3 separate regions of the Mus musculus genome follow, and regions 2 and 3 are each linked to region 1. Evidence: chromatin loops called from intact Hi-C (ENCODE). Cell type or tissue: heart. All regions are shown on one strand. Region 1 overlaps Fry (FRY microtubule binding protein). Region 2 has its middle 27 kb from the start of Fry. Region 3 has its middle 34 kb from the start of Gm52797.

Region 1 (8,000 bases):
GGAATCATTGCCAAGGTGTAAGATTCCATGGACCAACAGAAAATGGCTTCTGTTATCTAAGCTTGTGTTTGAACAGTAAGGATGGGCTGGATTGATGGCTTAGTGGTTAAAAGCACTGGCTGCTCTTCCAGAGGACCCAGGTTCAATTTCCAGGACCTACATGATGGCTCACAAACATCTGTAACTCTAGTTCCAGGAGATCTTGAGGTGACTACCACCATGTGGTTCTACTGTCAGACTCTAAGAGGCAGCCGTGCTGTTGACAGATGTGAGCCTAACGTGTAAGACTGAAGTCCTCAGAAAGGACAACATGACTTCACATCACAGAGCATTACTGTCTGCTGCACCATCTTATCATTATATGCCAAATCTCCCTGCCGACCTATCATTCCATCGATGGGATAGGAGACACCTCTCACAGCATCTGCCCTTGACTCTGGCCAGTATCAATCAGGAGGAAGTAGGACTTCTTCCAAACAGAAAGATCGATTTCCCAGCTGTGTGGTTTAAAGGGCTGGCGATTTTTCAACAGCAGCCGTCTGGAGCAGCAGCCGGACGCCCAGCACCCCCATTACCTGGTCGTCAGAAACTCGATGAGCTTGCTGGCCTTCTCGTCCGTTTCAGTGGCTGCTTCGACATCTTCCACCTCTTGGGTCATCTGTGGGAGGTTCCCGCTGCTGCCCCCCAGACTGATGCTGGAGGAGGTGGAACTGGAGTTGAGGCCAGAGTCTGGCACTGGGGATGACTGATCCTCTCTCAGGAAGTCAAAGCCGCCTAGTGGGACGAGAAGGCAAAGGAAGAAAGGGCTAAGGTGCCAGCAAGGTTGCAGGGGCTTGGAGGTAGGTATGAATAAGGTGACATTAAAGAACACTTGAGGGTGCTGGAGAGATGGCTCAGTGGTTAAGAGCACTGGCTGCTCTTCCAAAGGTCCTGAGTTCAAATCCCAGCAACCACATGGTGGCTCACAATGATCTGTAATGGGATCCGATGCCTTCTTCTGGTGTGTCTGAAGACAGCTACAGTGTACTCACATACATAAAATAAATAAATAAGTCTTTAAAAACAAAACAAAAACCACTTGATTTGGACTGAGGCTATGAGGTTATGTCGTCATGATCAATAGCGATCACTTTTCTTTTTTGTTTTTTTTCAAGACAGGGTTTCTCTGTGTAGCCCCAGATGACCTTGAACTCACAGAGATCCTCCAGTTTCTGCCTCCTGAGTGCTGGGATTAAAGGCGTGCACCACCACTGCCTGGCACAAATGTTTTTTCTTTGCTTATGATAGGCCTCAGAGGCACTGCTGCGCACACCAGTGTCTGGCACCATGGGGAGAGATGCTGTATCTCACATTGGGGTTTGGCTGGCTGTTGTGGCAAAGGGGTGGTACATATATGTATTATACATACACTGGCCTGACCAATAAATAACCGAGCTACCAAAGGTCAGTCACCAACTATACTGTCAGGAAATTAGTCTCAAGTATTGGACAATTTAAAATGACTTCTTTAAGAAATATTAACCAATGGCTGCTTGTAAGTTATATTTAACGTTTTTGAGTAAATGTGGCTATGAGCTTGATTAAGTGTGTATCTAATATGTGTGTGTGTGTGTGTGTGTGTGTATGAACATACAATGTGTACATACATGCATATATGTATTTGGTGCTTGGGATTAGACCCATGGCCTCATGTGTGCTAAGTGTATATTCTATCATTGATCTATACCCTAACCTTATATTAGCATCTTTTAATGAGCTATATCACATGGTATTCAAAGACTTATAAGAGAATACTGTTCTTTTCATTATATATTTAACACTGAATATCTTTAGTTATACTGTGGTTTAAAAATGTATACATACAACTACCTCCCTTTTCTCTATTTTTAAAATTTGTGTTCTGTCAGATTTCAGTAAAACATAGTCTCCATAAAGCAAAAACCCCTTCAGGGTAATAAGAAAGCACAAGAGAGACACCTGCATGCTTGCCCTGTCCTGCTCAGGCGGGGGGCAGGAGGGGGGCGAGGAGCATAGTCACCTTATTTCACAACTTCATCCTTCCGTGTAAATACATCAATAGGAACATACTCACAGGGCAGTGGATAAAAGGTTTATGAAAAATGCACTTTAAGATACTCAGCCATGAAAAGGTGCTTTGGAGGCATGTTACACGAAACATTTTATCATGCAGAAAGTTGAGCATAACATCATGAACTGCACAGCTTCCTGCACTTGCTACACAGCTTCAATTCTCCTCTTACCAGTGTAGAGATACTCCGGCTGGTAAGCTGGCTGCATGGTTAGTGTCTTCGCTTCCCCCATCTCGCGGGTCTGCAGGAGTACAGAGGCAATGGCGTGAAAGTTACTGTTGCAAGAGAGGGCGATGAGGAGGTGAAGCAGCAGCTTTTTGCTGTGCTCGAAGACTTCTGGCCGATAATGGTCCAAACCTGGAACAGAGGGCATAGTCTCTTAATATAAACAGCTGCTAAAGCTCACTGAGATTCTGTGGATAGCGAAGACTCTGGGATGCTGGGAGAAATCAACATAAAGAAGTTGGGCTTATGGAAAAATAAGATACTTTGTGACTTAAATGAAGTGCTTGAATAAATGTTGACAGGTGACCTTTTCTTGACCTCTCTGTGGGTTTCTTTTATCTCTTCCCCCATCTGCTATTAAAATGTTGTTGTTGTTGTTTATTTGTTTAATAGAAACATGTCTTTGTGAGCTCTGTCTTGCTGGGAAGTGCAGGCTGGTTTTGAGTTTGAGATCCTCGGTCAGCCGTTGAGTGGTGGGATCACAGATACACGTGTGTCACCACACCAGGCTCTCTAACTTAACAGACGTTCTAGATGGTTCCCCTCCACTTCTTGCCTGACACTTGGACATCTCAAGCTAGCTGCTAAGCCTGCCACATTCCCTGTTATGTCTCTTTTTGCTTTGACAAGGCTTCATGGCTTTCCATCTGTTTCCTCAGCCAAAGACCCCTAAATAAGTCCACACTATTTTGGGTGTCTTGAAAGATGCATCATTAATACGTTTAGATTATAGATATGCCAGTTTTGCACGATAACTGATGACCTGGAACGTTACATATGATAGAAATGAACACCGAAAGGAACTGAGGAGGGAAAGGGCTCACTTCAGAGTGTAACCTATGTGTAACGAAACACATGCCTAGGTGACAGGGCCTCTCTGTGTACCCTGCTGTCCTGGAACTCACTCTGTAGACCAGGCTGGCCTCGAACTCACAGAGCTCTGCCTGCCTCTGCCTCCTGAGTGCTGGGATTAAAAGATGTTCACCAGCACTGCCCAGACCTCTGCATGTTTATCATCCTGTTGGTTAGAATCCCCCTTAGAGCCAGTCTTACCCAAAAAGACAGCATGAAGTAACAATGGAAGATGAAGAGCCCAGTCTTCCCTCACGCTGTGATCCACCACCATCTCAGTCATAAAGATCACAGCAATATTACACCTGCCCATCAAAACAGAAAAATGAGCATGAACGTCTACAGAGGATGAAAATACACCAACAGGTCAAGTCACAATTCAATGCTGCATAGGATCACTAAAAAAATGATAGAAATATTTATACAAGGGAGAGAGACTCTTTAAGATTTATTTAATTTTACTCTGCATATAAGAGTGTCTAAATGTGAACTTCATGCATGCAGTACTCATGGAGGCCAGAAGAGGGCACTGGGTTCCCCCTGGAACAGGATTTAGCAGCAGCTGCCAGGTGGGTGCTGGCCATAAAATCCAGGCCTTCTGTGAAGCCATCTCTCCAGCTCCCCAGAGACAACACAGAGCCCCACTACAGGAAATATCCATAAATCTTATCACAGAACCGTGAATCTTCTAGCAACAAGAACTTAAGAAAAAGGAGACATCGAGGTTGAGCCCACTCGTATACATTGCGTGGTGCCGTCTAACAAGCAGCATTGAATTAAGTCTCACGATCTTATAGAGTTAAAATTCGGAGGGTCATAGGCTGAGATTTCGCTAAACTGCTAATGTTCTAGAAGCTGGTCGGCAAGGTCACACGGATTCAAAAAGGGCCTCCTTTGTGAGACCTGGCAAAAGTCCCCGTCTCACTGATAGAGAAGTCTGGTCAAGGCTCCCGTCTCCCTTTGCTTATGCATGCTGCTCACCTGTGCAGCGGCCCCCTCGGAGTGATGGTCTCTGGGAGGTAGTCGACCAAGGGGGCCCAGCATCCTCCACTGCACGGCATGGGTAAGGGCTGTGGCTGCTTGGCTTCCGTAATACTTAACAACCAGCCGGTGTAGGGAGAGATGGGATCATCTGCAGGGTGAGGAGGACATGGCTGCTTTACTTTCTGGGGAAAAGACTTATGTTTACCATAGTCCGTGCTTTTAGGAAAAATCTTGTAAGTGCATGCTTGCCAGAATGTCGGCTCAGTATGTGTGGATTGCACCATCAACTGGGTTAGAATTAGTTGATTATGTAATTACTTGATAAATTATTACTTAACGATTTGTAGTTCTTCATTATAGAGCAAAGAAAAATACATTTTAAAATGTTCAATCGGGCTGGTGAGATGGCTCAGTGGGTAAGAGCACCCGACTGCTCTTCCGAAGGTTCGGAGTTCAAATCCCAGCAACCACATGGTGGCTCACAACCATCCATAACAAGATCTGACTCCCTCTTCTGGATTGTCTGAAGACAGCTACAGTGTACTTACATATAATAAATAAATGAATCTTTAAAAAAAAAATGTTCAATCATGGGGCTGGAGAGATGTCTCAGTGGTTAAGAGCACTGGCTGCTCTTCCAGAGGTCTGAAGTTCAATTCCCAGCATCCACATGGTGGCTCACAACCATCTGTAATGAGATCTGATGCCCTCTTCTGGTGTGCATGAAGACAGAGACAGTGTACTCACATATATAAAATAAATAAATAATAATTTATATAAAAAATGTTCAATTATGATTTCCACTGCAGAGAAATGCAATTCTGTATTTCAAGCTAACATAGAGCAAGAGACCTAGGGTCATTCTGCAACAACACAAGGGACTGACCCAGACAGTTACCACATCAGGCACTGTCCTGTGTACTTTTTACCTCAAGAGTCTAGTCATGGCTATCTACTACGAGCACCCCCATTTTATGCTGAGGAAACTGACATTTCAACACATTTGGAGAGATCTGCCTGTAAACACACCCCTTGTATCCATCTGACCACGTGTCCGAGCTCTGTCACTTTTCTCTGTGTCTGGTCCACTCTCCTGTTACCATGGTTACTGTTCTCTGTGTCTGGTCCACTTTCCTCTGTTACCATGGTTCCTTACTGCCATCTTGCTTCTACTATACACACACCCCGTGTTCTACAGAGAGCCATCTTTGGAAAAACTGGCCATGTGTCTTTCCTTGTCCACTGTCCAGAGGTTCCCTTAAGGAAGCCTGCAGCCCACAAAATGACCTGAGGAGTCAAGGCTACCGAGCTCCTCTTTTATGGCTAACTGCCTCCCATGCCCCCACTGTTCCCTCCACCCCAGGCACGATGTCTACCTTGCTGTTCTGTACATGGCTAGACAAGACTTGGTCTAGTCTCAGGAACTTCTTTTCTACTGTTCCTCTGACTGGAATGTTCTTCTAGTCTCTCTTTTAACCTCACCCAGTGCTCTGTCACAAGAGCATAGTAGAGAATACTTTATTTATTTATTTATTTATTTATGGCTGTTTTGAGAAATCAAAAGAAATGATGTGCGGGTGTTGAGGTTTATCCTTTTGCTATCTATTGGAATGCTAAGTGTGAGCTCCTGACACCTGGTTGTCCCAGAGATGAGAGAGCCCGCAAGTACACCTTCTCCCCAAGTTATTTCAGAGTGGTAAATCAAGATGCCAACAGCCAATACCTGGGAAGAAGAGTCATATGTGGGGTTTAGGTTTCCCAGGCTTGGGGGTCAGAGAGGGACCACGAGGGAGATGAAGGTAAGGGAGGAGGAAGGAGAAGCCGCCATGGGGTAGGTGAGCCATAAGAACATGGCCCTGAGGGCTGGCTGGCTGGAGCTAAGAGCATCCCAGACGGACACAGTAAGCAATGACTCGGGGTTATCGATAGGAAAGTAGATTCTAACAGCACGGAGGGTAGGCAGCAGTCCAGCTTTTGTACAGTTTAAGGGTTGTTGTAAATATAAAGGTTGTGTGTGTGGTTTTAATCTGGGAACTAAATGGTCAAAGGCAGGGTAGAAACCCCAGGTCAAGATTAAATATTTCTACATCTAAGGGTGCTTTGCTCAAACCTTGAGATGCCACCTGCCCATGAGGTGTCATCATGCTTTGGGACTGGGATCCCTAGAACACCTTGCCTTTGGAAAGATAGCAGCATTTAAACCAGCACTGGGCTCCCTAAGCCAACCTCTGCAAGGCAGGGCAGGATTTAAGTCCATACCCTGCACCCTGAGCATAGGGACACACTTCAGAGCAGCTGGCTGGCTGAGGGCTTTCTCTCCTCACCACAGAGAAGTGGGTGTTGCTCCACCATGTTTGCCGCACGGTGGGGCAGTTGTCCGTATACCATTTAACCTCCTCAAGACTCAATTAAATTTATACTTATTTTTATTTGTATGTGTGTGGTATGCCTGCCTGCATGCGTGTCTCTGCACCACATGTGTGCAGTTACCCATAAGAAGCCAGAAGAAGTCGTCAGATCCCCAGGAAGTGGAGTGACAGAGGGTTACCAGCTGCTATGTGAGGCTGAGGACTGAACCCTGTGCTGCTTTTCCAGAGGGTCCAGCTTTGATTCCCAGCGTCCACAGGGCAGTTCACAAGCATCTGCAACTTCAGTCCTCGGGAGAATGACACCCTTCAGGCCTCCATGGGTACCGCACACAGGTGGTATAGGCACACAGATAGGCAAAGCACCCGTAATGTAAACAATTAGAAATATAGCAATTCTTTTTAAAAAAATTATATCAGATGTATTTTATTTTTGTTTTATGCACCAATTCTATTTAAAGTCACTGTCTATATCTTTAGTATTTATTTTGTATAATTTTTTTAAACAATTCTTTAAGAAAGTTCCACAACACAGACTCCGGTTGTTGGTGTGTCCTTTGTTTCTCTGGTTTCCTTAACTCCTAGACAACTTATATTTATACTGATGGTTCTACAGAAGCTATCTGCCCCCCAACCCCAAAAGCTACAAGTGTATTAACATTTCTAGTTTACTCAACTGACTGTGGCTTCAGGAAATTCCCATAGGAATCCATCTCCTAGCTTAGCAAGGGTTTCTGAGACTATGACATGGGGGGTTTCAACAGGAGGTCATATCCCACACTCAGACCCTAGATGCACAAGGCTGAAAACTTAATCACTTCCAGGACAGTTCCAAAACTCAATTTTAATATATAAAAAATTTACATATATATAATTAAATTTGTGTACACCCAAGGTGGGCAGAATAGGGGTCAGACCCCTTGGAGCTGGAGTTGCAGGCAGCTGTGAGGCCCCATATGGGTGCTGGGAACCAAACCTGGGTCCTCTTCACTGCTGAGCCATCTGCCCAGCCCCCCAATTTTTTTCAGTGAGATAACGTCTTACCAGGCGTTCTTCAGCCTAGCACCACCGTGGAAAGCAGCGGGACCACAGACTCCCCAGGACCGGTTAGGCTCTCCCGCCTTTAATAATAAAGACCTTCCCCAGTACCAGCTCCGTGCTGCCGGAACCCCGCAGCCTCTGGTACTCACTTTTATCCTCATCATACGAGCCTCCCGAGCTGTTGCTGTATCTTGACTCCAGGCGAGTGTGGGCTCGGATCACATTGCTAAACCTTCAAAAACAAAACACAGCTGTGAAGTGGTGTCCTGTGTGAACGCGCTGTTGCCCAGGAGCAGATGTGACAGGTTAGGGGTTGGCTTTTTCCCTTTTTGGGGGCGGGGCAGGGACCACTTAGTTCTAATGATGGTGCTTTCTGTTTTCCTTTTTCCACCTCCTCCTCTTTCTTTAGATGGGAGTCACACTATGTAGCCCTGGATGGTTG
Region 2 (8,000 bases), 190 kb after region 1:
AGAGATGGATCAGCAGTGAAAAGCACTGGATGCTCTTGCAGAAGACCTGGGTCCTGGTCCCAGTAGCCACATGGCCTCTCACAACCATCTATAACTCCAGTGCTAGGAGAATCTACTGCCCTCTTGTGGCTTCTGCTGGTACTAACACATATGGTGCATAGGCACATACACACACACACACACACACTTACACACACATGATGATCACACAAACAAACATTTCAAGAGCCTCATTATATAAAATATGAAAGAAGAAACTTTCCTCTTAAGTGAGTATTCTACACACAGATTCTTTTGTGGTATATAATTTTAGGCTTTAGGGTATACACAGGGAGGATTCGGTAGGAGCTGAGTCACATGGGCATCCATGGAATTTTAAGAAGGTCATGTAAGAACATGATGGCTGGGCATACAGTTAGAAAAGTTATCTGAACAAAACTTGCAGCTAAAAACAACTTTTACTGGGAAGAAAAGGACAGTGCAAGTCCCCAAACATATGAGCAGCTAAAATAATTTTAACTCTTCTTTCTTTGTCTTCTTAACCCTATCTCTGAAGTAGGAAACACATTTCTTTTGAGAAGCAAATACAATTTTAGGGTTTTTTTTTTCCCTTAATAGAAAACAAAAAAAAATTTCACAGAGTTTAAGAAAGACAAGCTGTTCTCACTGGTGGCCCTTTTGAAGACTCAGTACATGTGAGTTTGGCCTCTCTGAAATGGACAAGATCCTGGCCCGATGTTCCTTTCTGAAGCGACACCTGATCGTCCCTGTGGCTACCAGGTGGAGACACTCAGCAGGCTCTTGCATGTAACTGGGTCACTCTGTCACCGAGCTACTGCCACTTTTCCTGAGATTGGATAAACTATGTTTTCAAGCCCAACTGTGTAAGCCACATTCTCAGAGGGAAGAGGGAGTCTACAAGGGGATACAGAAATAAAGCAGAATTAAGACCAAGAAGCAAATTTTCCCCTGGGCCCCGCTCTGCAAATAATTTATTTTAAAGGATGAAGATTATATCTCAAGGGGCTGGAGAGATGGCTCAACAGTTAAGGGCACTAGCTACTCTTGCAGAAGACCCAGGTTCAATTCCCAGCACCCACATGGCACAGAGTCTGCCAATCCCGGGGCAATTTGAGAGAAGCAAAGCAAGGACCCGTGGAGTGGCCTGATGATGGACTGCCCCTCCCCCTCCCCCTCCCCCTTCCCCTCCCCAGGAACCAGAACTCAGAAAACTTCTGCCAGGTAGCAAAACACAACATTTCTTTCTTTCTTTTTATTTTTTATTTTTATTTTTCGGGACAGGGTTTCTCTGTGTAGCTCTGGCTGTCCTGGAACTCACTCTGTAGACCAGGCTGGCCTCGAACTCAGAAATCTGTCTGCCTCTGCCTCCCAAGTGCTGGGATTAAAGGTGTGCATCACCACTGCCCGGCAGCATTTCTTAAGATTGATCCTTTATCAGAATATGCCTTGGGAACTTGAAGGATAAATAGTGTTTAGGCTTTGTTGATACAGTAAGGAGCAAATTTAATTTCAAATATATTTATAGTCATAGTTATTTCCATAACAGCATCTGCTAGGGCAGTGGTCTTCCACCTGTGGGTCTCAACCTCTCTGGGATCATATGTCAGACATCCTGCATATCAGTTATTTACATTACAATTCATGACAGTAGCAAAGTTACAGTTCTGAAATAGAAAGGAAAATAATTTTCTGGTTGGGGAATCATCACTGTTGGCATTCAGACTTGGGAAGAACAGCTGAGGTGCATATTTACGTACCAAAGAGGACCTGGCCTCCAGGTTCTCCCAGCGTCGGGTCCCTCAGTCCCTACCTATTTGTTACAGGATATGCTGGCATACCCCACCCTCTGTCCTGAATTTTACACCCCAGGGGCTGGGCTTCTCCCCACTCCCCAGAGACATTTTGGTGGCTGCCTCTCTCTTCTCCATCTGTGAGCACGCTTTCTCTCTTTCTCTTTTCCTTCCCCTGTCTCCCTCTGCATGGCTTCACTCAGCCCCTCCTGTGTGGTCAGTGAACTTGCCTGAGAGGTGCCCCAAATAAACCTGCCTTTATACTTTAATTTGGCTTGAATTGGCTCACTTATCAACCACAAAAGGAGGAACTGAATTATGGGATTGCAGCCTTGGAAATGTCGAGAACCACTGTGCTGGGGCCTGGTACTCAGTGGGTAGGACTACACACGATCTCATCCCTTGTCTGCAATATCATGATGGAGCTGCAAACGGGGGTGGGGGGAAGGGACAGGTCCATCGACTAGTTATGAATGCAGAACTTGGAAAAACCAATACTACCTCTGAAATAGGCAGTTGAAAGAAGACTCAGGTAAACATCACTGACATAGGTGAAGGCTCAGTCACTTCCCTGAAAGACACCACATCTCACTATGATGTCTTGGCAAACCCTGGCTAGCAAAGTCACATTGCCACCATAAAAATATTCTGAGTCTGATGTAATCCACATGAGCCTGACACACAACTGAGTGGGGATAACCAGATTATAAGACAAATATATATATATATATATATATATGTATATATATATATATGTAAATATATATATATATTTCTATACATAATTATGGGTATATGTATATATTCCCTTGCATAATTATGGACACACACACACACACATGAGCTTGAGGTACATTCCTTATACTGTTCACCTCCCTACCCCTGCATCCCAGAGCCTGTTTTTTCTTCTGAAGCAGCCAAGTGTACTCTTTCCCTGCCAGGCTTAGCAGTGGGCCATGGTTCCTTCCAATCAGAGTGGATGATATGAGCCAAGGCCAACTGACACCCCAGTAGCTTTCAGGGACCAGAGGTTTTATATATATATACATATATATGTGTATATATATATATACACACACATACATACATACATACATACATATGAATTAAAGAGATTATATTTCCCTTCTGTTAGGGAAGAGAATGCACACACCTTTGAATACTTCAGGAGTTTGTGCTCTGGACAGAGTGGAAACTCCCCAGCAGAGAAACAGGTGTTTGCCCAGGACATAGGTCCCTACCAGGGAGCGGTCAGCCAGGCGGGGCTGTGCCCAGCTTCGCGGACACTGCACAGGGCCCAGGCAGTGTTCATCATCCCCTTTCGATTTGCTTTTCTTACTACAGTATCTGCCTGGGTAGAGTACCAACAAATAGCAAACGGGTTGCTCTCCTACTATTTCCTCTTACTTGACTTCCCTTTCTGAGGCTGAAGAACAGTTGAAGGGCGGCCCCTTGGTCCTCCATCCCAGGCTCCAGAAGTCCTCTGCCCCACGGGTTCCCAGTTGTATCTACAGTCTATTCACTTGTGTAATGAATACAGCCAGGGTCTGAAAGCCAAGTTAACAGTGAGGCCAATAAGCCCCTTCCCCAGGCGACTGCACTGTCTACCCGTGGAGGAGGTCCGCCTTTCTCCTGTGATCATTCTCAGACTTCTGAGTTCCCCAATGGGTGAGGAGCCGAACATTCTGGAAGGGGAGCTGCTCACCTCTTCTTCAAATCATACTCATAGTCTCTGCAGCTGCATATGGTGACACCTAGTGGCGGCAATTAGCACAGAAGGAGAGAGATGCTTGAAGCCATTGACCCACCTAACATCACCAGCCTGTCTTATTGGATCTTAGTCCACCTTCCTTACGACAGACATCGTCCTCAAAAGGCTGAATGACTACTGCGGGGTTTCTTACTGCCTTTTACATCTGATAACCATACTGTGATACGGCTGCACAATAAAATTAGATCTTCAAAGAAATCTCCTTGAGTCTAACTTTTTCATTACAAGGGACGATGCAGTACGCAGAAATCACAGAAATGTCTTCCAAAGATGCCCCACCGCAGCCTCCTAACCTCTGGGAAGCATCACCCCTGGCTGACATCAGTCATCAGAAGTGAACTTCAACCTGGAACCATCCGGGTGGGCCTCCAAAGACAGACAGTGCCCTCTGCCGGGGAAAGACATGCAAGGCCCCGGGGCAGCGGGGAGGGGAGGGGAGGGGTGGGGAGGGGAGGGGGGCGGGGCAGCGGGGCGGCGGGGGTGGCCGATTTGGTATGCCCCTGTGCTGTCATGGTGAAGGTGCCATGAGAGAAGGAAGAAATGCCTCTCAGATACCAAACAGTACTTTCTCAAACTAGTTTGTATTGAAGGGGCAAGCCCCAGAGTGGTGGTGTTTTGAGATGGGGCCTGTGGAGGGTCACTAGGATTAGATGACGTCATGGGGTGGAGCCCGGGGTCTCAGAATTACTGCCCTCAGAAAGAAGAGCCTGCAGGAATCTTCTTCTACATGTTTCTCTCTGTGTTACGTGACTAGACAGTGACACAGTCGTCATCTACCTTGATAATACCTAACTAGGCTGGCACACTTCAGAGTGGCCAGAAAATAATTGTTTATTGTGTAAGACACGTAGCCCGCGGTTGATACTTGGTTACAACATCCAAAGTGATAGCCAATAACAGGAACCACCTCTTGTAAGTACTGGCAGTACTTGGTGTGAGCCAGGAAACAGCCTTCCCAGAGCCTCTAGGGAAGAGTTCAGGTTGGTCAAGGCCTTGGTTCTGACCTTGAGCAAAGGGTCAGGCTTCCCACTGTGTGAGTACACAGTGTTGCCCAACGGTAGAAAAGCAGTACAGGCGGTTATCAAATTACACACACAAACACACACACACACCACTTTTCCCTGGTGCTAACCTCAGCTCTCTGTTGCATCCTCTCCTTCCTAGTTATTCCAGGGCCTGCCCACTCACCCACCTCGAGCCTTCCCTGCCTTTCATCTGGACTTCATTCAGTCTCCTCAGTGGAGTCCTGCCCTTTTCTCCAAACATAGGCAATTCTGCCAGACCTTCTCCATACCATAGAAGACAGAGTTCTGTACTCTAGAAAGATATTTCTAGCAAGGACATGCTCACTAGCCCGGGGTACTAGGCATTTGTTTGTGTGTTTGTTTAGTTTTTTTTGGTTTTATTTATTTTTCTCCATTCTAGCTATATTATTTGAGGAAATTTTATCCTGCTATTATTAGGTAAGACGCTCTTTCCTCTGTGATATGGCATTTATGGCCAGAGTGGTTGGCAGCACAGATGTCACAAAGCATCTCCGCTTGCATCTCCATTGCAATATTGACTTACATTACCCTTGTATCAGGAAGAAGAATTTACTCATCTACTGGAATCTGAGACTGTCTGAGTGACTTGTTATTGTAGGGCATGGGGACTGTGCCACCAGAGGAACTAGCATGGAACACGTGAGGTTGGGCATGTCCAAACTCCAGAAATCTCAAAAGCTGAGATTAGAATCTCACCCTGAGACCAGCAGGAGTGTGGTAGCTCCCTCCCTGTTCCATGTTTGCCTGGGAGCAAGGAACCAGGCAAGCCTCAACCAGGTGATCACAAGTAATCAGTCAAATCGCTCAGCGCCTGAACTCTTCCACGTGCAGATGAGGCATCTCAGTACCCGTAGCCTTCAGCCAATGACCTTTTTCTTCCCTGGATATTCTCACACCTTTCTCCAAACTATATAACCCTCGGTTCACCCTGAATGGAGTGTATGTGTTCAAACCTACCCCCATAAAGAAATATGAGCAAGCTAAGACTGTCTTAGAGAGCTGCTTCATTAAAGATCATCAGAGAAGGCCTTCTCTTTCCTCTCACAGAGAGATGACTTTAGCACTGGGAAGAAGCGATGTGTCCCGGGCACTCATTCCCAACCAGACTGGGATCCTGCTCAACCTAGACTGCCTCCCCCACCAGCCTAGCTGAGAGTGGCATCTGACCTGCTAGAGGCAGAGGGGGACTGCAGACCCCACCCCTTGGGACTTACACAAGCGGCACCATAGCCATAACTAATGGGACACAAGCAAAGGCCACGTTAGGGCAGAACAACTTTTTCTCTTGCTTCTGGCAACCTTGGTCACTCCATGGACAAATCAGTTCAGCATCATGAGGTTAGATATCTATGGAGACAGCCCTGATGCCTTCATTGCATGCTGAGGTTTCAAGAATGTGAAAAACAGCTTTATGTCCAAGCCAAGGTCACGCGTGCATGCACACACGCGCGCACACACACACACTCATACACAATACACACCTACTCAAACACATACACAACACACACTCATACATATACACAACACACACATTCTCACACACACACTCATACAATACACATATATGCAAGCACTCACATACACAGACACATTCATGCACACATATTTACTCATACACCTATACACAACACATACTCTTACACAAACAACACACATACACGCACAAACATACACTCACATACACACACAAGTATGGGATCGTGGTACTGTGGAGACAGAAGCAATTACTGCCGAGACCTGGGACTCACAAGTCAGACTGCATTTGAACCTGGAGTTCATTTTCACACCACTTAGTCCAAAATACATAAGGCCTTAGATTTGGTTTTGAGTGACTCTTGACTGAGAAGGTCCTCAAGTAGTGTCCTGATAGAGGGACACTGCTTTGTTTTGGCTGCAAAGAATCCCCATAAAAAAATCCTAAAGAAAATATTTGATGAAAAAAGTTGAATCTACCCCCAAGGAGTTAACAAGCTAACAAGGAGTTAACATTCAAGGAAATGTGGGATATAAAGAGTAACTTTTAGAGGTGCTAGAAAAGTGATGAAAACTTCATGTTTTGATTTTTGTTTTTCTTTTGTTTTTGTTTTGGTTTGTTTTGGTTTGGTTTTTTGAGACAAGGTTTCTCTATGTAGTCCTGGCTGTCCTGGAACTCACTCTGTAGACCAAGCTGGCCTTAAACTCACAGAGTTTCTCCTGCCTCTGCCTCCCAAGTCCTGGGATTAAAGGTGTCCTTACAGAGCACCTGTGTTACCCAGCACCCATGTGACAGCTCACAACCGTCTGAAACGCTAGTTCCAGGAAATCTGCTGCCCTCTTCTGGCTTTCACGGGTACTGCGCACAGGTAGTGCACATACATACATGAGGGCAAGTAATTTTTAAAACTATAATATGGAGCTGGAGAGATGGCTCAGTGATTAAGAACACTGACTGTTCTTCCAGACATCCTGAGTTCAATTCCCAGCAACTAGATGGTGGCTCATAACCATCAGTAATAATATCTGGGGCTCTCTACTGGTGTGCAGGCATACATGCAGATAAAGCACTCATATATTAAATAAATAAATCTTTTTTAAAAGTATAATATGTAGACAAAAAAAGAGCAGAAATAGACTTTCCTCCAAAGGTACTCAATGACAGAATTAAGAAATAGAGACTATAAAATAACAATAACTAGAAGACATGTTTTAAAGGGTATGGCCCAAACCAAAAAATATTAGGAGTATACAACTATATTAAAGAAAAAGAGATATAAAAGTTTTATGTAAGGAAAATCTAGTCTTTGAAATCAGAAATAAACAGATGGTCTGAAAGGCAAATTCAACAGATCTCAAAGAAAGGATTGGTTGAGCTGAAATATATTATCTGAAGAAGTGACCCTGAATCTAGCCTAGAGAGAAGAGAGAAAGGAGAAGTGACCTTGCTAAGAGACAAGGCAGCTAGACCCGGGAAATCCTGACACGTTGACTAATTATGGTTCTGGGAGAGCTGGAATGACATTTGAGTTGTTACTTGCGAATTCTCCCAACTGTGCCCATCAATTAAACTGAATCATGAGCAGAGGAAATCCTTGCTGAGAAAGAAATAGAAAAAGAGACAGACAGACGTGCTGCCTGAGAGCGGGTAAAGGCTTGTTGCTAAGAGAAGATCCAAAGAGACAGTTTTTGAGGGGGACCTGGGGCCTTTTTATTATCTTTTTTTTTCTTGGATAAAGAATATTAATGGCTGGAACTAATAAGAGAAAAGACCGAAGAGCTGGGCACAGCAAATGATCTACAGACTGCTGGCTAAAACCACAGAGCTAACCATTTGTTGACAACATTCAAGGTATTTTCACATTCCTTTTATTTACATTATGTCACTATAAATGCTTG
Region 3 (8,000 bases), 330 kb after region 1:
CTCACACACACACACACACACACACACACACATCATATCCTCCATTATGATCTCCATACATAGCAATCATATTATGCTACTATTTCTTCCTGCATGGATGTCTGTTTTTACAGTGTTACACAATTTCCTCATATTTCTAGACACAGAAATATACTTTTCTTCTGGAATATTGGTTTTATTTGATTTAGCCGCCACTATGAGCCATTCCATTCTTCCCCTTCAGAGAGCATGGATGGAAGTGTTCTTTCTGGCCTAAGTGTGATGGATCTAACACAAGGAAGAAATGGTCCTAGTATTCAGAAAGTTCAGGGGAAGGAAACCTTTACTCCAAGGAACCAAAGCACGGCTGTGGGAGTGCAGAGAGAGGCTCAGAGGTCAGATGGTGAGGATGAGGAGAGAAGGCAGAAGTTAGTTAGACTTATGGAGACATTTGGTTAAGCACGGACACCTTGCACCTTTTAAATTCATAAAACCCCTCTCACTCATGCTGGGTGTGGGGTGCCATGCTCCTATTCTGGACTGATCTGGGTGGTCTCATTCTGGATGTTTCAGTGTGAACGAGAGCATCTTCTCCAGTGCCTCCCTGGTAGCCCCTCTGTTAGTCATTATCTTGTCGGGGATTTGATCCAACACATGTGAGTGATCCACAGCCCACATGCCCTGCTGTGGGGAGTGTGCAGCTCTGTATGTAAACAGTTGTTTCTTTGAGTCAGGGTTTTGCTAGCAGCCCATGTTAGTTGTGAGCTTGTAATTCTCCTGCCTCAGATGCCCCAAGTCTAGAATTATAACTATGAACCACCATACCCAGCTATAAGAATGGACGGCTTTTTTGGGGGGGGGGGGAGGAAAGGGTTTACTCAGCTTACACTTTCCACCTTGCTGTTCATCACCACAGGAAGTCAGGACTGGAACTCAGGCAGGTCAGGAAGCAGGACCTGATGCAGAGGCCATGGAGGGATGTTTCCATGTTTACTGGCTTGCTTTCCCCGGCTTGCTCAGCTTGCTCTCTGATAGAATCCAAGACTACCAGGCCAGGGATGGCACCGCCCACAATGGGCCCTCCCACCTTGATCACTAATTGAGAAACTGCCTTGCACCTGGATCTCATGGAGGCATTTCCTCAAGGGAGGAAGAATGGAGCTCTAAGGTTCCAATTCTTAAGCTTTTAGAATTACACTCTCCAAACATGGAGCCCTGGAGCTGAGTATCAACTTTATGATCTGCCCTCTGTGGGTTCTGGGAACAAAACCCAGGTCCTCTGGAAGAGCAGCCGGTGCTCTTACCTGCTGATGAGCCATCTCAGACCCGATAGAGGAATTCACTTTCTTAAAAACATTATTATGCTACAATCAAACCTTTTGTCCAACTTTTTTAACTTATTGGCTGACAAAGAGCACATTTGTAGGAGTTATAGAAACAGCTCACTGTTTGAGAGAGCTTCCTGCTCTACCCGAGGGATCACGTTCAGTTCCCAGCACCCACACTGGGCCCACAGCTGGATGTCGGGATCCAACGCCTTCTTCTGGCTGCATGGGCACCTGCACCCATGTGCAATACACTCATGTAGAAACTCATACATAAGCATTAAAAAAAAATCTTTTCAAGGAGACCTAGAACGGGGAAAACAGTTGAAATGTAAATAAAGAAAATACCAAATAAAAAAAAGGAAAAGAATCTTTTCAAAATTTCTAAGAAACAAAGAGCCACTCACTTTAAGGAAGACTACAACCTGCAGAGGGATGGGAGGCAGGTGGAAAGAATTCCTGCCTCAAAGGCAACAGAATATAACATTTGTCTCTAAGGCTTGTAACGAAGAAAAAAACAAAACAAACAAACAAAAAGCTGGGTCAACCAGCACCAATCAATGTCTCAGTCTGTAAATCCTCCTTCAACTGCTCAGTGGGATCTACTAAACTCCCGATGAACATCATGCTTCCTGTCATTGCTCTCATTCGTGTGTTTTACTTATAAATTTTTAATTTTTAAAATTTTCAGACAGGACCTTGCTATGCAACCCAGGCAACCTATTTATTTATTTAGTTAGTTAGTTTTTCGAGACAGGATTTCTCTGTATATAGCCCTGGCCGTTCAGGAACTCACTTTGTAGACCAAGCTGATCTCGAACTCAGAAATCTGCCTGCCTCTGCCTCCTAAATGCTGGGATTAAAGGCGTGCGCCACCACGTCCGGCTCAGGCTAACCTTGTAACTAACCTACACTATGCAGTTCTGACTGTCATGAAGTCAACCTGTACTTCAGGCTGACCTCAAATTCGTGTCCCTCCTTCTCCGGCCTCTCCAGCGCTGGAATCACAGAGGGTACAAACACATCCAGCTAAAAAAAGGAGCTGGGTGGATCTGTTTGCTTGTTGTGGATGTGGAACCCAGAGCTTCGCACATGCGCAGCGGGTACTTTACCGCAGAGCCCACAACTTCCGTGCATACCTCTTACTTTTGCTGTATTTGAGACAGGTTCTCACTCTGAAGCCCAGCCTGGCAGGAATAGTCTGTGTAGCCCAACATGAGCATCAAATTCTCAGCAATCCCTCCTACCTTAGTTTTCAGGTCCTGAAATACAAGCATGAGCCACTACACTCGACAAGAGCTCTTACTTTAAATGGTCGTATTTGAATATTCTGATTCGGTACTGCGAACAATAAGGAAAAAACAGTAACTGTACTTATGTTGTCATCTTGAGATTAAGATAAGGGGATTGAAAAGAAACTTTGTTTTTATCCCTTGAGTCAGGATTGGATCACAGTGTTTTTATACATGTGTCTGCACACCGCCTTCTAACCTGTCCCTCTCCCCACTACCTTTCCCAGACTCTCTTGCTGGCTGCCCACTCCTGATAGTCTCCTATCTGCTTTGATGTCATATGTGCCCAATCTCCCTCTCTTTCTCTCTCCTCCTCCCTTAAGATGTCTCTTTAGAGTGTCATGGTCCCTTTTATAGTTTCATGTCCTGCACACTCAATAACACACGCAAACATTATGTATGTGTATACATGTACACGCACATATATAATCACACATATAAACAGAATAAGTATTTTCCAATAATTAAAAGATTTTTTAAAACCCTGAAATATTAGTAATAACTAGCAAGGAACATGGGGGGGGGAACGACACAGGAGAACAGAATCAAAAAGAAATGAGGAGGAAAAAGCTTTATCCAGTAATGAATAGATGAGTAAATAGAATTAGAAGAAAGTATGCAGGGGAAAAAGAAAATCATTTAAAAATCGAAACCACGATATAGTACTTTGCTGAAATTGCAGTAGACAGAGTAGAAGTGTGGTCCCAAAGAGTACAACAGAGAAGCCCAAGGCAGCTCCGTCCTGGGGCCTGGATAGTCAGAGCCTGCGCAGAGCACGGGGAGAGTCAGCTGAACGTGTGAGCTAGTCTTTCTATGGTTATTCTCTTGAGCAGTCAAGGAACTGAAGCCTGAGTTGTCACCTGGGCCACTTTTCTCCTCAGCCCGCTAGAGGCCTCTGCTGGCCACACATAACATTGCAGTCTCTGTGTTAGGTTGGTTTCCGCAGACCCTCCTGAGACTTTCAAGGCATTCCCTGGGTTGGCTCATGTTTTAGCCTTCAGACAGGCTGCACACTCCATGTGCAGTGTAAACAAGGGAAGCAACCACAATACTGGGAGGTGGAGGACCTGTCTTTGTGCTTTCAGGACCCTCTCACCAAGCAGTATCCATCACCATGTTGGAGGGAGGCAATTGCGGGTATTACAACAAGGCTGGGGCTTCAGAAGTTTTCGCATGGATGCTGAGACTGACTCATCTGACAGCCTCGGCTCAGAGATAGCAAACTCCAGGGTCATTCTTAGTTGTGAGATCTGATCACTGTCACTGATAGACAAGGGGTGGGAGGGGCGGGGGAGAAGGAGAAGGGGAAAAGGGAGAGGGGAGATGGGGGATAAAGGAGGAAGCGTTTCTTCCTTCCCCGCGTGCTTCCCAGTGGAGCCTCCTTCTCTGCAGGATCTGGCTCCTCGGCAACCTGCTCTTCTGTTCTCAGCTGACTCCAAGGGCATCCCTCACCCTGGGCCCATGACCGGCCAGGATAAGCCTCCCTCACTTGCAGTTCTTTGAGAGGGAATTTACACATCTTCATCTACATCATCATCTTCATCACTGGTCTCCAGCCTGGGACTTTCATTTTAAAATTAAGAGTTTTCTATCCTGTTAAAAATAGTTACATGGGTCTTAAACCAGGTGATTAAATATTTAACAGTGTATTACTTTTTTTTTTTTTTTTGAGACAAGCTTCCCAAGTTCTGGGGTTGTACACGTGAGCCATCGCACACAGTCATTAATGTAGCCGATTCTCTGTGGGGAGAATGGAACTGTACATGAAACACTGATGTAATCGTCAACGAGATTCATAAAGGACAATGATCCCCACCAAGAACACAAAAGATAGACAGGATCTTATAAATTTCCCAGGCTGGCCTGGAACTCACCATCCACCTGCCTCTGCTTCCCAAGTAGCTGTGACCTCAGGGCTTGTGTGGCTGTGCCACACATGCCATAATTTTTCCTGAAGAGTGTGTAATAGATCAGGAAGTTAATAATTGGAATGATTTTTGTACTTGAATCTCAATATTTGAATCTCAATACTTGGAAAGTCTGAATGTGTTTGTATAAACTTTAGTTTTATTTTATGTGTATGGGTGTTTGATTGGATATACATACATTCACCATGTGCATGCCTGGTACCCACGGAGGCCAGAAGAGTACGTCAGATCCCTTGGAACTATAATTACAGATGGTTATGAGCTACCACGTGGGTGCTGGGAACCAAACTCTGGTCCTTGTAAAAGCAGCTGGCATTTTTAACTGCTGAGCCATCTCCCCAGCCCCTTAGTGTGTGGTTCTATCTAAATACACACAATAGGTCTTAACAGGGAGAGACTGAGATATGTTTATCTAATCCAGTTTCAAGGAAACTCAGTTACCACAAAGGGAAGAGTAGGTTAATCCATAGCTGCCTTTTCTTCTGACTCTGGATTTCATTGTCACAATTGGGCTCTGCTTGCAGCAGGAGAGGGTTTTGATTCCCATTGCAGTGGTACATGAGTCACGAACCATTGAGATAGCACCTCAAGTGCAAAGAATCAATAAGCCATAAGTGTTCCTGGATGGGGCTGGAGAGATGGCTCAGTGGCTAAGGTCACATATTATTCTTCCAGAGGACTTTGAGTTTGATTCCTATCACTCTAACCAAGTGGCTCACAATCACATGTAAGTCTAACTCTGGGGGATCTGACACCTCTGAGGTCCATAGGCACCCACATACACGTAAAAAGAAGAGTGTTATTGGTTCTTTGCTTGTGAGTATTACAAGACCTTGGCATTTTGAAAAAGACTTGTAAATACTGGAAGAAGTGAGTCAGGCTTTAAGCAGGAGCAAGGTGGAGTGGACTTGATGATTGCTGGTGTAGCAGCTTTGATTATATTAATTAGCACCAACTGCTTCTGTAATTGCTTTGACACAAGAAGTTAGGACAGCTACTTTTGTTAATTACTTAGCAAAAAATGTTATTAGTGCTCTGAGTTTTCAAGAAGATTCAGATAGACATCTAGAACAACAAATTGACATTCTTATTGATACTATTCAAACTACTGGAGAGGAGGCTCAGAGTTTAAGAATAAGAGGTCATCTCAAGTGTCACGTTAAATATCAATGGAAAATTCAAAGACACTTGCAGGGTGTTTGCCATAATTCTAACACCTCTCTGGATAGCTTAACTTTGTGTAAGGAGAACATGAATTTAAGGAATACAAAGCTTGAAGTAAACTCTGCCCAGGAGTGCATGGCTTTCCTTTTATCTTGGTCATCCTGATTCATGGCTGAAGGGTCAGTATTTCCATCTTTGTCAAGTTTCAAGAATGGCTTATATAGCTTGACCATGTTAGCCTTCCTTGTCCTGGGAATACTTTTATTCCTGCCCTTGTGATGAAACTTGCCTTTAACAACATCAACATGTTGACGGCCAAAATACATGGCTCGAAACTAAAAATGGATCCCCCCCCCCCCAGCCAGGGTTATTAATCTAACAGGCTGGTGGCCAAAGACGGGTAATTTTCTGTACAGTGCCTTACCAACCTAAGACAGAATTACATTGTTTTTGAAAATGTAAATTCCAAGATGGGTAAGGAAGGCATCCTTGTCAGAATCAACTAAGACAGGCATAGCCTGGTTTATGAAGTCAAAAAGGGGGAGATGTTGAGAGCTTTTGGTGCCACTTCTAGGAATTTGGCACTTGTCACTGGGTTTGGACAAGGAAGAAGGCTCAGATAAGAATATTAGAAAGAGTGACCATGGGGCTTTGTTTATTACTTTACTTACTGCCTTGTGTGATCCTTTTGTTCGATACTTTACTTAATTAGTATCTTGTGTGACCTTCCTGTTTACTACTTCGCCTGATGACTTTGCTTTTGATCTAGAACTGACCATGTGTTTTGGATGCACCTAGAATGATATAAAAGCAGGCTGGAGAGACATAAACCTGCTTCAGCCTGGAGCTGGAGTCATGTTATAATTTTGTCTGGTTTTCTTTTTCAATCTTCACTCCCTCGCTTGACTGTTGATTGACTGAGATGGCTTGGTCACTGATGGTCTAGATGTAGTTCCTGTCATAACTGGTTGGTCTATGTAGTGTCACTGTGGGTTGGAGTGATCTGTGGAGGTTTTAGGGGACTTTAGTTCCAGGCTCTGCACTTCCACAGTGTGTCCTAATTGTCCTCAGTTTCTTCCCTTGTAACCCATCCATCCTGTCCATGATTTATGGGGAAATATACCAGAGCCACTTACAGTAATGTGTCGCGAGTAGACAAGTTTCAACCAGTTTACAGGATGTAGGAAGCATTTCTCTGGAACTTGGGGGGTTTCTCCCCAAATCACTGATAAGAATAGCCTCGGTTTGATCATGCAGGTAAGGACAGTAGACATTCTTGTATCTGTCACAGGAGGTGAGGCTCAGATGTGGAGAAAGAGGCCTTTTAAAACATCATCCCACAGAGGCCAGGCTTGGCAAGCCCAATGCAAGCCAGACATGTTGGTTTGGACTGGAGGATGAGTTAAAGAGAAAACAGCCTAGAAATAAAAAACTCAGCTACTGTGCCCACAACCCTGGTCTTCTAATCCCAGAGGCAGAAAGAGTCCAAGAGCAAACAGGGATGGAGAAGACGAAGGGCACACGGCCTTGTAAACATAGCAGGACTGGTGCACGTATGAACTCCCAGAGCCTGTGGTGGAATGCACAGAGCCTGCACAGGTATGGGCCTGATGGAGTCCCATAGCTGAGAGTTGAAGTGGACACAGGCCCACGTTGTAACACAGAGGCTGTCTCTGAGCGATATTTCCAATACAAAGGAAGCATTTATTTTCCTCAACAAAGTCTTACATGGTGTGCGAACGACTCTTTTTTTTTTTAATTTTTTATTAGGTATTTTCCTCATTTACATTTCCAATGCTATCTCAAAAGTCCCCCATAACCACCCCCCACTCCCCTACCCACCCACTCACCCTTTTTGGCCCTGGCGTTCCCCTGTACTGGGGCATATAAAGTTTGCAAGTCCAATGGGTCTCTCTTTCCAGTGATGGCCGACTAGGCCATCTTTTGATATATATGCAGCTAGAGACAAGAGCTCAGGGGTACTGGTTAGTTCATATTGTTGTTCCACCTATAGTGTTGCAGTTCCCTTTAGCTCCTTGGGTACTTTCTCTAGCTCTTCCATTGGGGGCCCTGTGATCCATCCAACAGCTGACTGTGAGCATCCACTTCTGTGTTTGCTAGGCCCTGGAATAGTCTCACAAGAGACAGCTATATCTGGGTCCTATCAGCAAAATCTTGCTAGTGTATGCAATGGTGTCAGCATTTGGAAGCTGATTATGGGATGGATCCCTGGATATGGCAATCACTAGATGGTCTATCCTTTCATCACAGCTCCAAATTTTGTCTTTGTAACTCCTTCCATGGGTGTTTTG

Evidence for each region. Peaks named below come from ENCODE experiments on the same cell type or tissue, not always from the same donor. Only the 100,000 strongest peaks of a DNase experiment are listed, where the experiment ranks them.
Region 2: a loop joins it to region 1, with 5 times the contacts of the local background. A loop is called at or near these places in 12 of 42 quality-filtered maps.
Region 3: a loop joins it to region 1, with 2.4 times the contacts of the local background. A loop is called at or near these places in 2 of 42 quality-filtered maps.

The regions. Positions count from the first base shown.
Region 1 is chr5:150,422,500-150,430,499 of GRCm38, reverse strand. It overlaps Fry (FRY microtubule binding protein), which reads right to left. Exons shown (of 61, transcript NM_172887.2): 36 at 7,708-7,790; 37 at 4,149-4,299; 38 at 3,369-3,472; 39 at 2,262-2,447; 40 at 576-774. Among named protein-coding and RNA genes, the nearest start is that of Gm36299, 19 kb to the right of the region's middle. In heart, a CTCF peak has its summit at 3,683 (motif pointing right); no DNase peak of the experiment used is centred here.
Region 2 is chr5:150,228,918-150,236,917 of GRCm38, reverse strand. It overlaps a transcript of Fry not described here. Among named protein-coding and RNA genes, the nearest start is that of Fry, 27 kb to the left of the region's middle. In heart, CTCF peaks have their summits at 110 (motif pointing left), 3,581 (motif pointing left) and 6,951 (motif pointing left); DNase peaks (open chromatin) are centred at 3,527, 3,957 and 4,567; H3K4me3 peaks cover 553 bases; H3K27ac peaks cover 754 bases.
Region 3 is chr5:150,093,323-150,101,322 of GRCm38, reverse strand. No RefSeq gene overlaps it. Among named protein-coding and RNA genes, the nearest start is that of Gm52797, 34 kb to the left of the region's middle. In heart, no CTCF peak of the experiment used is centred here; a DNase peak (open chromatin) is centred at 3,572; H3K27me3 peaks cover 300 bases.